Linked DNA regions of Homo sapiens: region 2 is linked to region 1. The links are chromatin loops, found by intact Hi-C in ENCODE. Cell type or tissue: Calu3. All regions are shown on one strand. Links, peaks and the distances in the headings refer to the core of each region. The heading gives the core; the rest is flanking DNA.

Region 1 (8,142 bases), core at 2,403-6,402:
TTCTGTTTATATGCTGGATTACATTTATTGATTTGCGTATATTGAACCAGCCTTGCATCCCAGGGATGAAGCCCACTTGATCATGGTAGATAAGCTTTTTGATGTGCTGCTGGATTCGGTCTGCCAGTATTTTATTAAGGATTTTTGCATCAATGTTCATCAAGGATATTGGTCTAAAATTCTCTTTTAAAGAGTCTAGCAGCATTTTGCCAATGCCCTAGAGATCTGTGGAACTTTGAACTTGAAAGAGATAATTTAGGGTATCTGGCAGAAGACATTTCTAAGAAATTTCACTTGGGTCATCTCAACAAATAAAAATCTCATATGCATCAAGACAAAATGACTCAATGAAATCAGTCATTCTACTTCTAGGTATACTTCTAGGTAAAACTCCCCAAGAAACACTCATATATATGCACAAGGAAACAAACATAAGTATGTTCCATGAAGTACTATTTGCGACAGCAATAAAAATGGGAACATCTTGAATGTTTATTAATAGAAGAAAAGATAATAAAGTGTGACATATTAATATAATGGAAGACTATACAACACATAAAAGGTTTTGGGTTTTTTTGTTTTGTTTTGTTTTTTTGAGACAGAGTCTCACTCTGTTGCCCAGGCTAGCGTGCAGTGGCATGATCTTGGCTCACTGCAAGCTCTGCCTCCTGGGTTCAAGCAATTCTTATGCCTCAGCCTCCCGAGTAGCTGGGACTACAGGCCTGCACCACCACACCCAGCTAATTTTTGTATTTTTAGTAGAGACAGGGTTTTGTTATATTGGGCAGGGTGGTCTCAAACTCCTGGCCTCAAGGTGATCCACCCACCTCTGCCTCCCAAAGTGTTTGGGTTACAGGTGTGAGCCACTGTGCCCAGCTCAACATATAAAAGGAGAAAATGAAATGTCATTATTGTCATGGAGAAATATTGAAAATAATAATGAAAAAAATGTTGCAGAATGATGCATAGTATGACACATGTACGTAAGTTGGAAAATATACAAAGCAACACTACCTGTTGCTTGTAAATACTAATTGATATCGTTTGGATGTGTATCCCCTCGGAATCTCATATTGAAATGTGATATCCAATGTAGGAGGTAGGGACTGGTAGGAGGTGTTTGGGTCATGGGGGCGGATCCCTCATGAATGACTTGGGGCTGTCCTTGAGGATAATGAGTGAGTTCTCACTCAGAGTTCATGTGAAATCTGGTTATTTAAAGGAGTGTGGCACCTCCCCACCTCTGCTTCTTGCTCCCATTCTTGCCATGTGACATGCTGGCTCCCCTTCACCTTCCACCATGGTTGTATGCTTCCTGAGGCCCTCATCAGAAGCAGATGCCAGCCCTGTGCTTTGTGTACAGCCTACAGAACAATGAACCAATTAAACCTCTTTTCTTTATAAATTATCCAGCCTCAGGTATTTCTTTATAGCAATCCAAGAATGGACTAACATACTCATATATGGCTTAAAAGCATTTAAAAAATCCCAGAAAGATAAATACCAAATTCACAGAGGAAATGGGCTTGCCTAGGCCTGGGGATCAAACACGATGTTATATATATTACAATGTGTTCCTTCTTTTATTTCTTCTCCTTTAACTATGTTTCTTTTATATTTATTCTTACTAACTCTACAGATTTCTAAATAAAAATAAAGATGAAACAAATAAAAATGTTAATTTTCAAGTCTGGACAGTGGGAATACAGTATTTGTTATTATATTTAAATTTCTGCCAAAAAAAAAATAGTTCTTAAAGGGGCCAGTCACTTGACTGTATTTAAGGTATGGAGAAACACATATATTGGGTGTAAAGAATTCTGAACAGAAGTAAAAACTTAGCACTGTTTAACATTTCCTCTGAAAAGGCAGAGAGTTCATGGCTATCTGAATGAATGCTTGCTATTTTAGGTATGAGCCAGCCATTCAGCTATACTGGTTCCAGGCAAGGTCACTGGAGACAGCAGGTAAAACAAGATAACAATTAAGATTTCTACCCAGGCACAGTGGCTCACACCTATCATTCCAGCACTTTGGGAGGCTGAGGTGGGCAGATTGCTCAAACCCAGCAGTTCAAGACCAGCCTGGGGAACAGAGGGAGACCCTCTCTTAAAAAAAAGGCAACCTTTGACATCAGAAGATCTGGGTTCAACTCCTGGTTCAGCCACTTAGTGTCACTTTGACTAAGCTGCTTAACCTCTTTGAGCATTAGTGTCTTCATCTATAAAATGGAAATGATAATTTTTATATCACATGGTCTTTGGAGAATTACCTGAGATAACACTACATAGATTTGTCTAGCACACAGGAAATCTTCAAAGAATGACAGAAAAAAATAAAAGGGTTGAGGAAGCATTTTTCAAGAGTTTTTTGAAGTTAACTAATCTTTTCTTAATTCATCATATATGAAGAATATGGCACATTCCCATAATAATAATAGGGGATGTGAAGAGGTGAAGAGGTTCAGGATGTGAGGTGGTAAACAGGGACAGAAAGCCTCCCAGATGTGCCCCAACCCCTCATATCTTCCCATCATCACTGGTCTGGGTTAGCAGTCCCTAGGCCTGGGTATTTTAGGCTCACAGAAATGCAGAGGCATAGCTGGTGGCAACTCTGGACGACTGCTCCCTCCAAAAGCATAGGTTCCAGAGGTCACAGCAATGAGATTTCCTGTTGGCAGCTGCTAAAACCCCTGGGTGGTCAAAATTTGGAGTACTGGAAGGTAGTGGTGGCTGGTTTTCATTCTAAGAAGCCTGGAAGGAGTAGGAGTGGTCTCAGGGGATCCTGAGCAGGTGTCAGAAGGCAAGCGTCCCAAACAAAGGCTGAAAAGTTTTCCTAAAATATCTGTCCACTCCAAGTCTCACTTCTCTCTATAATAGGGACAATGCTAGATGTCACATTCCTCCAAATATCAATAAGCATTTGAAATAAAAGACTAAAAAATTTGAACTCTTCAGACATATTTAACCACTAACTTTGAAGAAACCTTCAGTGAAGTCCATCTACCTACCCAACACCCTTGCCCACTTTCCTACCCATGCTATCCAGAACACATCATAAGTATCTGTTGAAGACATAATAAAATTGCTTTTCTTAGCTGCTTGCTTCTCATAAGCATTTTTTGGTAACTACCATAACTTTATCCAAAATGTATCAGTAGCAGATACAGATTTCTCCTTTAATATTTAATAATTTAATAATTTATTGAAATTAATAATGCATTAAATTTAATAATTAAATAATAATTTATTAATCTTCAAAAATTATGATGATCAGAAAATGAATAAAATTGAATTTCCTTTGTATTAAGCCTCACCTAAATGGTTCCTTCCCTAGGGAAATAGGTGGCAGAAAATTTCTAAAGTAATCTAAATGTTTCTTGCTGAAATTTAAATCTCTGCTCTTTGAATCTTCTTTGTGTGTACAGAATAGTTTGGAAGGAAGAGATGAGCAATTCAAGCAATGTTTGCTAGCAGTTCTCAAGTACATAATTGCTTGAGTAATGCTCCCTCCAGATCTTTCTCTCAGTCCAGAGACAGTGCCTATTGTTTTAGCAGCCAGGTACTTTGACATGTTTCCTATTATGTTGAGAAACTGAGGGAACAGGTGGTATGAGGGATTAAGTGACTTGATTGGGACCAAGAGTAAGGGGTTTTAAAACTCTTCCCCTTTCATTTGTTGGGATTTGTTCTTTTTGTATGCTGGTCTGCATTCTCTCGAGTTTAAATTAAGTAGGTAAAGATCACAGTGAATATTCTGACTACTTGAGAGTAATAGTTAAAATCCTAGCCTTTTGAATATCTTGCCTATCCTGCATCCTTGTGTGAGTCGCCTACATTAAGCAGTATCTCTTGAGGAGGAGGCCTTGAGAGTCAAAGTCTGTCAAATGAGGTGTTTCACAATAGAGAAGGATGATCTACTGAAGGAGAGAGTTGGGGAAGGAGGCAGTGAGAGAAGGAGAGAGGGATACAGAGAGAGGGACTGAAGGAGGAAGGAAGGTAGGGAGGAAGAAGAAGGGGAAGGAGAGGGAGAAAAAGAAAGAGAAGGAGACAGAATCTACTGTGTCCTTTTGATTTTAGGGAAAAAAAAAACCCTTGTTATGTTGGTCCTTATATAATGTAAAGTAGCCTGTTTACCTCTAGAGAAAAACTCACGTTTTCATCTTGACAAATACTTCTGGGTTTGCACATATACCACAACACATTATACATATTTCAAGATCAAAACTGCACCTGCAGTTCACAATGACCTATATTTTGCCTTGGTCCCCGAAAGCTGCTCTGTAGCAAAGCCAAGTCAAAACAATGCTCAAGGAAAAAAAAAATGCTGAAAGTTCCTGGCAATTTCCCTTCCACTCCACATGCTGCCAAGGTCACATAGAGGTAAAGCTGAACTCTCCATTTGGCCGTTTTTGCTTTTTCCTCCCCTTTTCCCCTCCCTCCACTTACGTACATGCTGATATAGTTTATGGTCTGTACCTCAATAGCATTATCACTCTGGGTTTTTATCAGACTTGAGGTCAGTGGAAGTAGGAAAGGAGAATGGATGTGAGTCTGGGTGTGGCAAGTTCCTATTGCTTTATCAGGGAGGTAAAAAAGTGAATCCACCTAGTATGCTTCTGGCTGTGAAGTGCAGTGAGGTGAGCCAAGGTGCCAGGGGGTCACTAGGAGTTCATCTTGGATAAGTGCCCAATGTTTGCAGGACTTAGCTCATCAACTTTTCTAATTTGCAAAGATGTATTTCCTGTTGGGTTTCTTCATCCCTGTCATCTAGGGAAAATAATCCAGTATGCAGCCTGTTTGGTGTGTACAGAAAACATCCCCTTCCTGAATTAAATCCAATTATGGTAATTCATTCAGCAAATCCTGTGATCACTGGCACAAGTTAAACTGCACAGGGTGGAGGAGTTGGGTGTTAAGCAAAGGGGACTATCTGTCAAGTATACCTAGGTGCTTTCCTCATCACTGCATTGACCTGTACCTGAACCTATTCAACATCATCTACAAACTACTTAACCTTGGTGTGCCGTGTTTTCGTCTCCTATAAAACAGCATTTCTCACTGTTTATTCCTAAATTGCTTCTGTTACCTGCTTAGAGAGCCCTGGAGAGTAGAACAACTAAGCCTTAGTAACAGGAAAAGAACACAAGATTAAATTTTAAGAGTTGTGCTTCTGGATTTTGAGACTGAGAGTTGGCTGACGGGGGAGCCCTATGGGCTAGCCGTGAATAGGATGTTATTGGCATCATTCTTTTGTGCTAATTTATGGTAGAACTGGCCATTGCTTGGGTCTTACTATTAGATTAGAATGATTAAAAGTACAAAGCAGGTGGGAGGAATACTGAATAATTCCCTCCTATTAAGTTTAGGTCAAAAATATTGCAGAACACTAAGGAAAAGTGTTCATTTTCTGAGACACTGCATTAAGGAGAAAGTAAAAGGTGAGATTTTAGACTCTGCTCTCCCAGTTACAGTCACACTGCCCTTACATCTTTTCACCTGACCTACTTTGAAATCTAGGTGTGATAAACTATAATGGCAATAATCACTTCCACTCAAACTAGAGGACTTTCTCAAATCAAGGTATCCATGGTCAAGATACATTTCAAGGTATTGAACTCCCTGCTGAAATACACAAAGGCCCCTTAACAATTAGTTCAAAAAGCAGGACATATATCAATGTAAAATACTTTAATTTCTAAGCATCTATCTCGTTGGAAATTATTTGACTTCCTTTTAATTCTATTTTTTAAAAAGATGTTTACTTATTTGTTTGTTCATTCATTCATTCATTTAGCAAACATTAATTGAACAGTTGTTGTGTGCCAGGAACTGAGATAAGGATATAAAAACGAGTAAGACAACAATCTCTATCTTAAATAGTTCACAGCCTAGTAGAGGAGACATACAGGCAAATAAACACAGTATAGTATGATATGCTGCAACAAATCTTTGTGTAAGGTGTTCAAGAAGTATAGAGGGTGGGCCAGTCCCTCCCTGGGAGAGTCAGGGAAAGGTTCACAGGGGAGGAAGCATCTGACCTGAATCTTAAAAGTTGAGTAAATGTTTGCCAGAGAAATAAGTGCCTAAAGGGAAGAAACTTTGCTATGTCATGCTTGGGGAACAGCAACACATTTGATGTGGATATACCAAGAGAATGGTAGAAAATTAAACTGGAAAGGCAGGCAGGGGCTGGCCTGAGAAGGTACTTATATGCAAGGGCTTAGGACCTTCCTTGGAGGTGATAGACCTTGAAGAGTTTTAAGCAGAGGAATGATCAATTTAATTTGTCTTTCAGAAAGGCCACTTTAGCAGTAATGGGGGTGGGGACGGGTCTACTATGCGAAAGCAGTGGGAACACTGAGAAAAATATGTAAAATAACTATGATAAAGTTTATGATACATGCTGATGTTAATGTGGATATCTATGTAAGTTTTATAATATATCTGCCACCATTACACATGCTATAGACAATATAATAAGAGTTCAGCGTTTGGAATGAAATGATGAGGGAAGGCTTCACAGGAAGGCAGGTACTGAGAAACAAATTAATCCCAGAGTATAGAAATAGAACAAATAAACTATGATGCTTCTAACTATCTGAATGTGTCTGTAAGTTGGAGAACATGTACCAGACATTGAAATCAGAGAAATAAAATTACCTGAGGTCCTACACATTTAGACAAATACTCCAAGTTACACAGAAATATAACACAGAAGTCCAACAAAATCTAAACAGGATCCTGAAATGGGACTGTAAAGTCAATTTTTTAAAATACTAAGCTGACATGATCATGCCTATAATTGGTGTAAAGATTCTAGTCCATTTCTAAGCTTGTGCATTTGATTGAGATAAAATACACTGGACAAATACAAAGTATTTTGCAATGTCGAACCTTAATCACCAACCAAGTGAAATGACATTTACTTGAGATAAGGAGCCTGGGTTACCAGTGAGTACCTTGTAAAGTTTCTTTTTCATTTAAGTATTCTACAGGAAAGACAAGAGTATTTAACACAGGCTGCTATTAAGGGAGGAGTTTGGGAAGACAAAGCAGGTTTATATGTGTGTCCTAACTGAAACTTCTTTTGAAATAGGAAAACTTCAGCGTCACTTATACACATAAATACTTAAACTAAGCAGAGACGTGAACAATTAGATCATTCCAATCTCATGAATAGTGTAAATCCACCCCGTAATAAAAGCCATTTTGGATTATTATTCTTTGTTTATTAAGCCAACAGAAGCATTCATTCCAGCCAGCCTGTCAAAAGCACAGAGTGAAGCTAAACAGTTTGTTTAGTCTAACGAAAGATGTTCTCAGCCAAAACAAAAGGGACCCAAATTTTTTTGCTTTTATAAAGTGTAACTTTACCGTGGAATGATATTACATAATTAGAGGGAATAGATAAGAAGACAGAGGCAACAGAATGATGCAGAGTTCTTTTTTATTCAGTGTGACAAAGGGATGAGATGGATTTTTTTGCCAGTCTAAAGCAGTGACCAGCTGTCATGAGTGACTGTCAAATAAATCGTTTACAGTATTCCCTTAACCTAGTACCCACTTGATAACTGTAGCACCATTATTCAATTTCGTCGATTATGTGAGCTAGTAATTTGCATATTTACTTTAAAATAACATTTAATGGACAAGATAGAGTTAAAGTTTATCTGAGATACATTCATTCTACACCATAAATGACTTCACCACCCCTCCCTGTCATTAACAATGCTAAGTTACTGCTGTAGGGTTTTACCTACCTCATTTTGAATAGTTCCATAAAGTTGTCTAACCCATGTGTCAACAGACCACTTGGAGTTCAAGCAACACTTCATGGCTCACAGCTGGTAATTACAAAGTTTCCCTAAACATGTAGATGCTATATGATTTCCAAATTGCAATAATCTTCTAGGCCACTATCAGGCCTGGTAACCTCTCATCACTTCAGAAATCAATTCACAAAGTGAGCATGTCAAGTCATTTTCCTCAGCAGTTTTAACCAATGTTATGCTTCACATAGACATGGATGGTCAAACTCATTTTTATTTTCTTATTAGTGCTGCTCAATTAATCCTCAACCCTCTTACAATCAGCACTAAAAAAGATATAATCTTTCTACAAGTACAATTGGCCCTGGACA
Region 2 (8,142 bases), core at 1,694-5,693, 96 kb after region 1:
AAAAAAAAATGAGGGGGGTGGTATAGGGAAAGACATAGAATAGAGTTCTTTCTTTTAAAGTAAAATAAATGTCCATGGAAAGTTTTTGACAGACAAATTACTGCCAATCAGGAATGAAACATTAAATTCTAAATCAATGAACCTTAGTGGCTCTAAAATATATGAGGAAAAAAAATTTCACTGCTGATATTATGGTTATTCGTGGACTGTCAAGCCCTTCAAATGTTGGCTTCAATCTGATTCTAAGTCTGAAAGGTTATTACAAATACCAAATGGCTTTTCAGATAAGATATTGGCTCTCTGGAACCCCTTTTACATGGTTAACAAACTCTGTTGTGTTTCCACCTTTTCATTAAATGCTCTTTTAGTCTTAACTGAAAGCTGGCTCTGCATTAAGGATGTAGATTCTCCTACGGTTCTCTCAAGAAGAAGCTGCTCATTCAAAATCAGGCCATAAGATGGGTATTATTCTTACTCTTCAGTGTTTCTCCCAGTCCATCATCACTCCTCCAGAATGTGCATGTATTTCAGCTTTATCATCCTTCATCCCTGTTTATCTCTTATCTCTGTCAAAAATCCAATCTTGTAGTTGATCATTCGCAAAAGTTCACCAGACTTTGTTATTTAACCAGTGGTATTGGTTGATTGCCTACACCAAAGCCCTTTCCTTCCTTTTCTTTATAAGAGAATGAGCTTCTATTTTTTCCTCAAAATTCAGAGAAGGATGACTTCATTCTCATCTCAAGAATCAATTTTGACTGGTTTAGCCAATCATTATGTTTTCAATCTCCTACTAAATAATTGGTTAAGACAGAGGAATGTGAAACAACTTTGGCTAATTAGAGGCAAGGAATGTGGCGGGCAACTTATAGAAACAGTTCTGTTGCTGTTATATATTATCATGTCTAGGTGAAAGGCATGGGAGTGTGCTTATTTATGAATGGTAAGATTAGAGTAGTTTTTATTTTCTTCCTGTACTTTTCTTTTTTCCCCACCATTTTCCACAATGAATAGATATTACTTTCATTAAAAAAAACCCCTAAAAATCTTGAAAAGTATTCACTTGATTCTGCTACTGGTTATGATAAACTAATAGGCACAGCACTAATCTTTCCAGTGTGAAAAAAAAATCCTGGAAACCTGGAAAACTGTACAAGGAGTCTGAAAGAACGGTTTTAGATACTGGACAAGAGGTAATGCAGAATTATGATCCCACAGACATAATGATACTGAGAGCAGGAGAGCAAGCGAGGCAAGCTAGCCTAGAGGCAGCTTCCAGGATGTGCTATAAAGCAGGCAAAGGGAGAGAACTGAAACAGAACATGGTTGTCTTACTGAGTTGAAAAGTCAGAGACTAGAGCCCAGGAGTTCAAGGCAACAAGTATTTACAGGACTGAGTATCAGAAAGGAGGATGCTACAAAAGAGAGCATCCAGGAAAACTACAGAAAGGTCCTTTCGGTATTTGGTGGAGTACTAATTTGTGTTTGTAGGGGAGGCAATTACCAAAGGCTGGAGAAAGAACCATTAGAAATGAAAAGGAAAAGAATCTGTGAAAGTCTTACAGGGATGACCATACTTTGTGTTTCCACCAGCCAGAGTTTAAAGACCTCCAAGCTATCCAAAGCATCATGCAGAATTCTCCCAAGGGTACTGCTTTAGAACTGGTGACAAATTAGACCTAGACAAAAAGCTGCTATGGACCCACTAGATACTTAAGAGCAAGTCTTGAATGAATCCAATTGCAAATAACTAAAATCCATGTGCAAACAAAATATAATATTATTTAAAGGAATACAACACAGCATCCAACAATATGAAATGTAAAATTTCACGAATCCAGTAAACAATGACCAGGATGCAAAGAAACAGGACAATATGACCTATAATCAGGTGAACAATATCAATAACCTGGAAAATATACGCATGATGGAACTGGTAGAACAGGACTGTTACATAGCTATTATAAGAATGTTCCATATGTTAACAAGGTAGAGGAACAGGAATATTATGAAGAAAGCAATGGAAGATATCAAAAAGAACAAAATGGAGTTCATATAAAAGTAAAAAAAAAAACACCTCAAATGACAAATACATTGAAATAGATAAACAGCAGATTAGATACTGCAAAAGCAAAGTTCAAAGAACTCAAAGACATCAATAGAAAGCATCCAAAATGAAGTGCATAAAGAAGAAAAGAAGATTGAAAAGAAAATAAACAGAGTATCGGTAACCACAGGACAATGTGAAGTGGTCTAAAATATATGTAAAGGAAGTTTCAGACACAAAGGAGAGATAGAAAAGATATTCAAAGAAATAATAGCCAAAGCCTTCTCAAATTTAATAAAAGGTATAAACTTGCATGTCCAAACTCAATGAATTCTAAGCAGAATTAACATAAAGAATCCCACAGAAAAGACACAGCCTAATGAAATTGCTGAGAACTAGTGAAGAAAATCTCAAAAAAGTAGAGAAAATGAGACATAATTTGTACAAAGGAACAAAGATAACAAAAAGCTTATCATCAGAAACTATATCAATCAAAAGAAAATAGTTGGAACTCTTTAAAGTGTTGAAAGAAAAAAAAAACCCTATTAACCTAGAATTCATTATACAGTGAAAACATCTTTCTGAAGATTTTACCAGAAAAAAAAAAAGTTTAGAGAATTTAATATAAGTGGAATTGCGCTATAGTGTACATTGAAGGAAGCTCCTCAGTAGAATAAAAATGATATCAGATAGAAATCTGAATCTGCACAAAGACATGAAGAATGCAGAATACAGTAAACACATGGGTAATTATGAAATATATATGAATCATTTCTAGACATTTTATAAAATAAATGAGTGTTTAAAGCAAAGATGCAGTAATAATGTATTGTGGGGTTTATAGACTATGTAGAAGTAATATGTATAACAACAATAGCACAAACAAAGGACAAAACATAGAAGAAAAACAATACTTTTGTAAGATTCTTACATTAATGCAAAATGGCATAATATTATTTTAAGGTATTCTGTGTTAAAGATGTATATTGTAAATCCAGGAACAATAACTAAAATATACAACAGAGTCTGAGCTAATAAACTATAGATCACATAAAAAAACACTGATTAATCTAAAAAAAAGCAATGAAAGAAGAAAAATGAACAAAGTATGAAAAAGGAAATATAAAATGAATAGCAAGATGGTAGATTTAAGCCCAATCATACTGAAAATTACATTCAGGAGGTGGAATAAGATGGTAGAATATATGATTACATCATTTGTCTGATTCCTCCCTCCCCAACCCCACCCCTGCAGGAACACCAAATTTTAACAACTATCTGCAGACAGAAAACCACTGGCACAAGAACCAAAAATCAGGTGAGCAATCACGCTACCTAGATTTTTACATCATATCGCTAAAAGAGACATTGAAGATGGGCAGAAAGACAATCTTGTATTGCTGACGCCACCCCTCCCCCATCCCCTGGCAGTGGTTGAACGGCCTGGAGAGTTTGTGCACTTGGGAGAGGGAGAGTGCAGCAACTGGGGGACTTTACATTGAACTCAGTGCTGCCCTGTCATAGTGGAGAAAAAATTGTGCTGGCTGGGCTCACTCAGAACCCACACATGGAGGGAACATTTGGACCAGCCCTAGCCAAAGGAGAATCATCCATTCTAGAGGTCAGAACTTGAGCTCTCAGCAAGCCTCATTGCCACAGGCCAACATGCTCTGCGGTCTTGAGTAAACTTGAAAGACAGTCTAGAACACAAGGAATGGAACTCTTAGGCAACTCTTAGTGTTGGGCTGGGCTCAGAGCCAGAGGATTAGGGTGGTATGTGACTTGGACAGTAACCCAGCCAGGGCAGCTAAGGGAATGCTTGCACCACCTCTCTGCCAATCCCAGGCAGTGCAGCTCATAGCTAGAAAATGAGTCCTTCCTTCTGCTTAAGAAGAACAGAATAATGATACAGGGGATATCACCACTGATCCCACAGAAATACAAACTACCATCAGAGAATACTATAAACACCTCTACGCAGATAAACTAGAAAATCTAGAAGAAATGGATAAATTCCTCGACACATACACACTCCCAAGACTAAACCAGGAAGAAGTTGAATCTCTGAATAGACCAATAACAGGCTCTGAAATTGAGGCAATAATTAATAGCTTACCAGCCAAAAAAAGTCCAGGACCAGAGGGATTCACAGCCAAATTCTACCAGAGGTACAAGGAGGAGCTGGTACCATTCCTTCTGAAACTATTCCAATCAATAGAAAAAGAGGGAATCCTCCCTAACTCATTTTATGAGGCCAGCATCATCCTGATACTAAAGCCTGGCAGAGACACAACAAAAAAAGAGAATTTTAGACCAATATCCCTGATGAACATCGATGCAAAAATCCTCAATAAAATACTGGCAAACCAAATCCAGCAGCACATCAAAAAGCTTATCTACCACAATCAAGTGGGCTTCATCCCTGGGATGCAAGGCTGGTCCAACAAATGCAAATCAATAAACATAATCCAGCATATAAACAGAACCAATGACAAAAACCACATGATTATCTCAATAGATGCAGAAAAGGCCTTTGAAAAAATTCAACAGCCCTTCATGCTAAAAACTCTCAATAAATTAGGCATTGATGGGACATATCTCAAAATAATAAGAGCTATCTATGACAAACCCACAGCCAATATCATACTGAATGGGCAAAAACTGGAAGCATTCCCTTTGAAAACTGGCACAAGACAGGGATGCCCACTTTCACCACTCCTATTCAACACAGTGTTGGAAGTTCTGGCCAGGGCAGTTAGGCAGGAGAATGAATTAAAGGGTATTCAATTAGGAAAAGAGGTAGTCAAATTGTCTCTGTTTGCAGATGACATGATTGTATATCTAGAAAACCCCACTGTCTCAGCCCAAAATCTCCTCAAGCTGATAAGCAACTTCAGCAAAGTCTCAGGATACAAAATCAATGTGCAAAAATCACAAGCATTCTTATATACCAATAACAGACAGAGAGCCAAATCATGAGTGAACTCCCATTCACAATTGCTTCAAACAGAATAAAATACCTAGGAATCCAACTTACAAGGGATGTGAAGGACCTCTTCAAGGAGAACTACAAACCACTGCTCAACGAAATAAAAGAGGATACAAAGAAATGGAAGAACATTTCGTGCTCATGGGTAGGAAGAATCAATATCGTGAAAATGGCCATACTGCCCAAGGTAATTTATAGATTCAATGCCATCCCCATCAAGCTACCAATGACTTGCTTCACAGAATTGGAAAAAACTACTTCAAAGTTCATATGGAAGCAAAAAAGAGCCCGCATTGCCAAGTCACTCCTAAGCCAAAAGAACAAAGTTGGAGGCATCATGCTACCTGACTTCAAACCATACTACAAGGCTATAGTAACCAAAACAGCATGGTACTGGTACCAAAACAGAGATATAGACCAATGGAACAGAACAGAGCCCTCAGAAATAATACTACACATCTACAACTATCTGATCTTTGACAAACCTGACAAAAGCAAGAAATGGGGAAAGGATTCCCTATTTAACAAATGGTGCTGGGAAAACTGGCTAGCCGTATGTAGAAAGCTGAAACTGGATCCCTTCCTTACACCTTATACAAAAATTAATTCAAATAGATTAAAGACTTAAATGTTAGACCTAAAACCATAAAAACCCTAGAAGAAAACCTAGGCAATACCATTCAGGACATAGGCATGGGCAAGGACTTCATGTCTGAAACACCAAAAGCGATGGCAACAAAAGCCAAAACTGACAAATGGGATCTCATTAAACTAAAGAGCTTCTGCACAGCAAAAGGAACTAACATCAGAGTGAACAGGCAACCTACAGAATGGGAAACAATTTTTGTAATCTACTCATCTGACAAAGGGCTAATATCCAGAATCCACAAAGAACTCAAACAAATTTACAAGAAAAAAACAAACAACCCCTTCAAAAAGTGGGCGAAGGATATGAACAGACACTTCTCAAAAGAAGACATTGATGCAGCCAAAAGACACATGAAAAAATGCTCATCATCACTAGCCATCAGAGAAATACAAATCAAAACCACAATGAGATACCATCTCACACCAGTTAGAATGGCGATCATTAAAAAGTCAGGAAACAACAGGTGCTGGAGAGGATGTGGAGAAATAGGAACACTTTTACACTGTTGGTGGGACTGTAAACCGGTTCAACCATTGTGGAAGACAGTGTGGTGATTCCTCAGGGATCTAAAACTAGAAATACCATTTGACCCAGCCATCCCATTGCTGGGTATATACCCAAAGGAATATAAATCATGCTGCTATAAAGACACATGCACATGTATGTTTATTGCGGCACTACTCACAATGGCAAAGACTTGGAATCAACCCAAATGTCCGACAATGATAGGCTGGATCAAGAAAAGTTGGCACATATACACCATGGAATACTATTCAGCCATAAAATATGATGAGTTCATGTCCTTTGTAGGGACATGGATGAAGCTGGAAACCATCATTCTCAGCAAATTATCACAAGGACAAAAAACCAAACACCGCATGTTCTCACTCATAGGTGGGAATTGAACAGTGAGAACACTTGGACACAAGAAGGGGAACATCACACACTGGGGCCTGTTGTGGGGTGATGGGAGGGGGGAGGGATATGCCTAATGTAAATGACAAGTTAATGGGTGCAGCACACCAACATGGCACATGTATATATATGTAACAAACCTGCACATTGTGCACATGTACCCTAGAACTTAAAGTATAATAAAAATATATATATATAAAAGATGAATTAGAGGACACAAAACTCCTCCTCCAAAAAAAAAAGAAGAACAGAATAAAGAGGACTCTGTCATGTGTCTTGGATACCAGTTCAGCCACAGTAGGATAGGGCACCAGGCAGAGTCATGAGGTCCCCATTTCAGGCCCTAGAACACAAATCAATAACAAGTAACAAGATTGAAACCATAATAAAAAGTCTCCCAGTAAAGAGAAGCCCAGGACCCAGTTCACTGCGAGTTCTATCAAACATCTAAAGAAGAACTAATACTAATCCTACTCAAACTGTTCTGAAAAATTGAGGAAGGAATACTTCCAAACTCATTCTACAAGATCAGTATTACCCTGATACTAAAATCAAAGACACATCGAAAAAGAAAACTACATGCCAACATCTCTGATGAATATTGACATAAAAATTCTCAACAAAATACTAGCAAACTGAATTCAACAATACATTAAAAATGTCATTCATCATGACCAAGTGGGATTTATCCCCGGGATGCAAGGATGGTTCAACATACACAAGTCAATCAATGTGATACAACATATGAAGAGAATGGAGGACAAGAACCATATGATCATTCCAACTGATGCTGAAAAGCATCTGATAAAATTCAACATCCCTTCATGGTAAAAATCCTAAAAAATCTGGGTATTAACATTACCTCAACAAAATAAAAGGCATGTATGACAGATCCATAGCTAGTATCATACTGAATGGAGAAAAACCAAAAGCTTTTTCTCTAAGAAGTGAAACACAACTAGGATGCCTACTTTCAGCATTGTTTTTCAACATAGTACTGAAAGTCCTATAGAGCAATTAAACAAGAAAAAGAAAAAAGGGTCATCCAACTCGAAAAGGAAGAGGTCAAATTATCATTGTTTGCAGATGATATTATATTTAGAAAAACCTAAAGCCTCCACCAAAAAAATGATAAGAATTGATAAATTCAGTAAAGTTGCAGAATACAGAATCAGCACACAAAAATCAGTGGCATTTCTATATGCCAACAGTGAACAATCTGAAGAAGAAATCAAAAAGTAATCCCCTTTATAATAGCCACAAATAAAAGTAAATACCTAGGAATTTACTTAGCCAAAGAAGTAAAGGATCTTACAAACTATAAAATACTGATGAAAGAAATTAAAGAAGACACACACAAAAAAATGCAAAGACATTGCATGGTCATGGATTGGAAGACACAATATTGTTAAAATGCCCATATTACCCAAAGCAATCTATAGGTTCAATGCAATTCCCATCAAAGTACCAATGACATTTTTACAGAAATAGAAAAAACAATCAGAAAATTTATATGGAAACACAAAAGACCTAGAATGGCCA

Evidence for each region. Hi-C counts contacts between places; a loop is a spot of excess contacts. Peaks named below come from ENCODE experiments on the same cell type or tissue, not always from the same donor. Only the 100,000 strongest peaks of a DNase experiment are listed, where the experiment ranks them.
Region 2: a loop joins it to region 1, with 23 times the contacts of the local background. A loop is called at or near these places in 1 of 110 quality-filtered maps.

Annotation. Positions count from the first base shown.
Region 1 is chr2:72,267,534-72,275,675 of GRCh38, forward strand. All of the region lies in intron 20 of EXOC6B (exocyst complex component 6B), which reads right to left. Among named protein-coding and RNA genes, the nearest start is that of CYP26B1, 120 kb to the left of the region's middle. In Calu3, for the core only: no CTCF peak of the experiment used is centred there; a DNase peak (open chromatin) is centred at 4,658.
Region 2 is chr2:72,364,218-72,372,359 of GRCh38, forward strand. The region is part of intron 19 of EXOC6B (exocyst complex component 6B); the gene reads right to left. Among named protein-coding and RNA genes, the nearest start is that of CYP26B1, 220 kb to the left of the region's middle. In Calu3, for the core only: a CTCF peak has its summit at 3,864; a DNase peak (open chromatin) is centred at 3,814.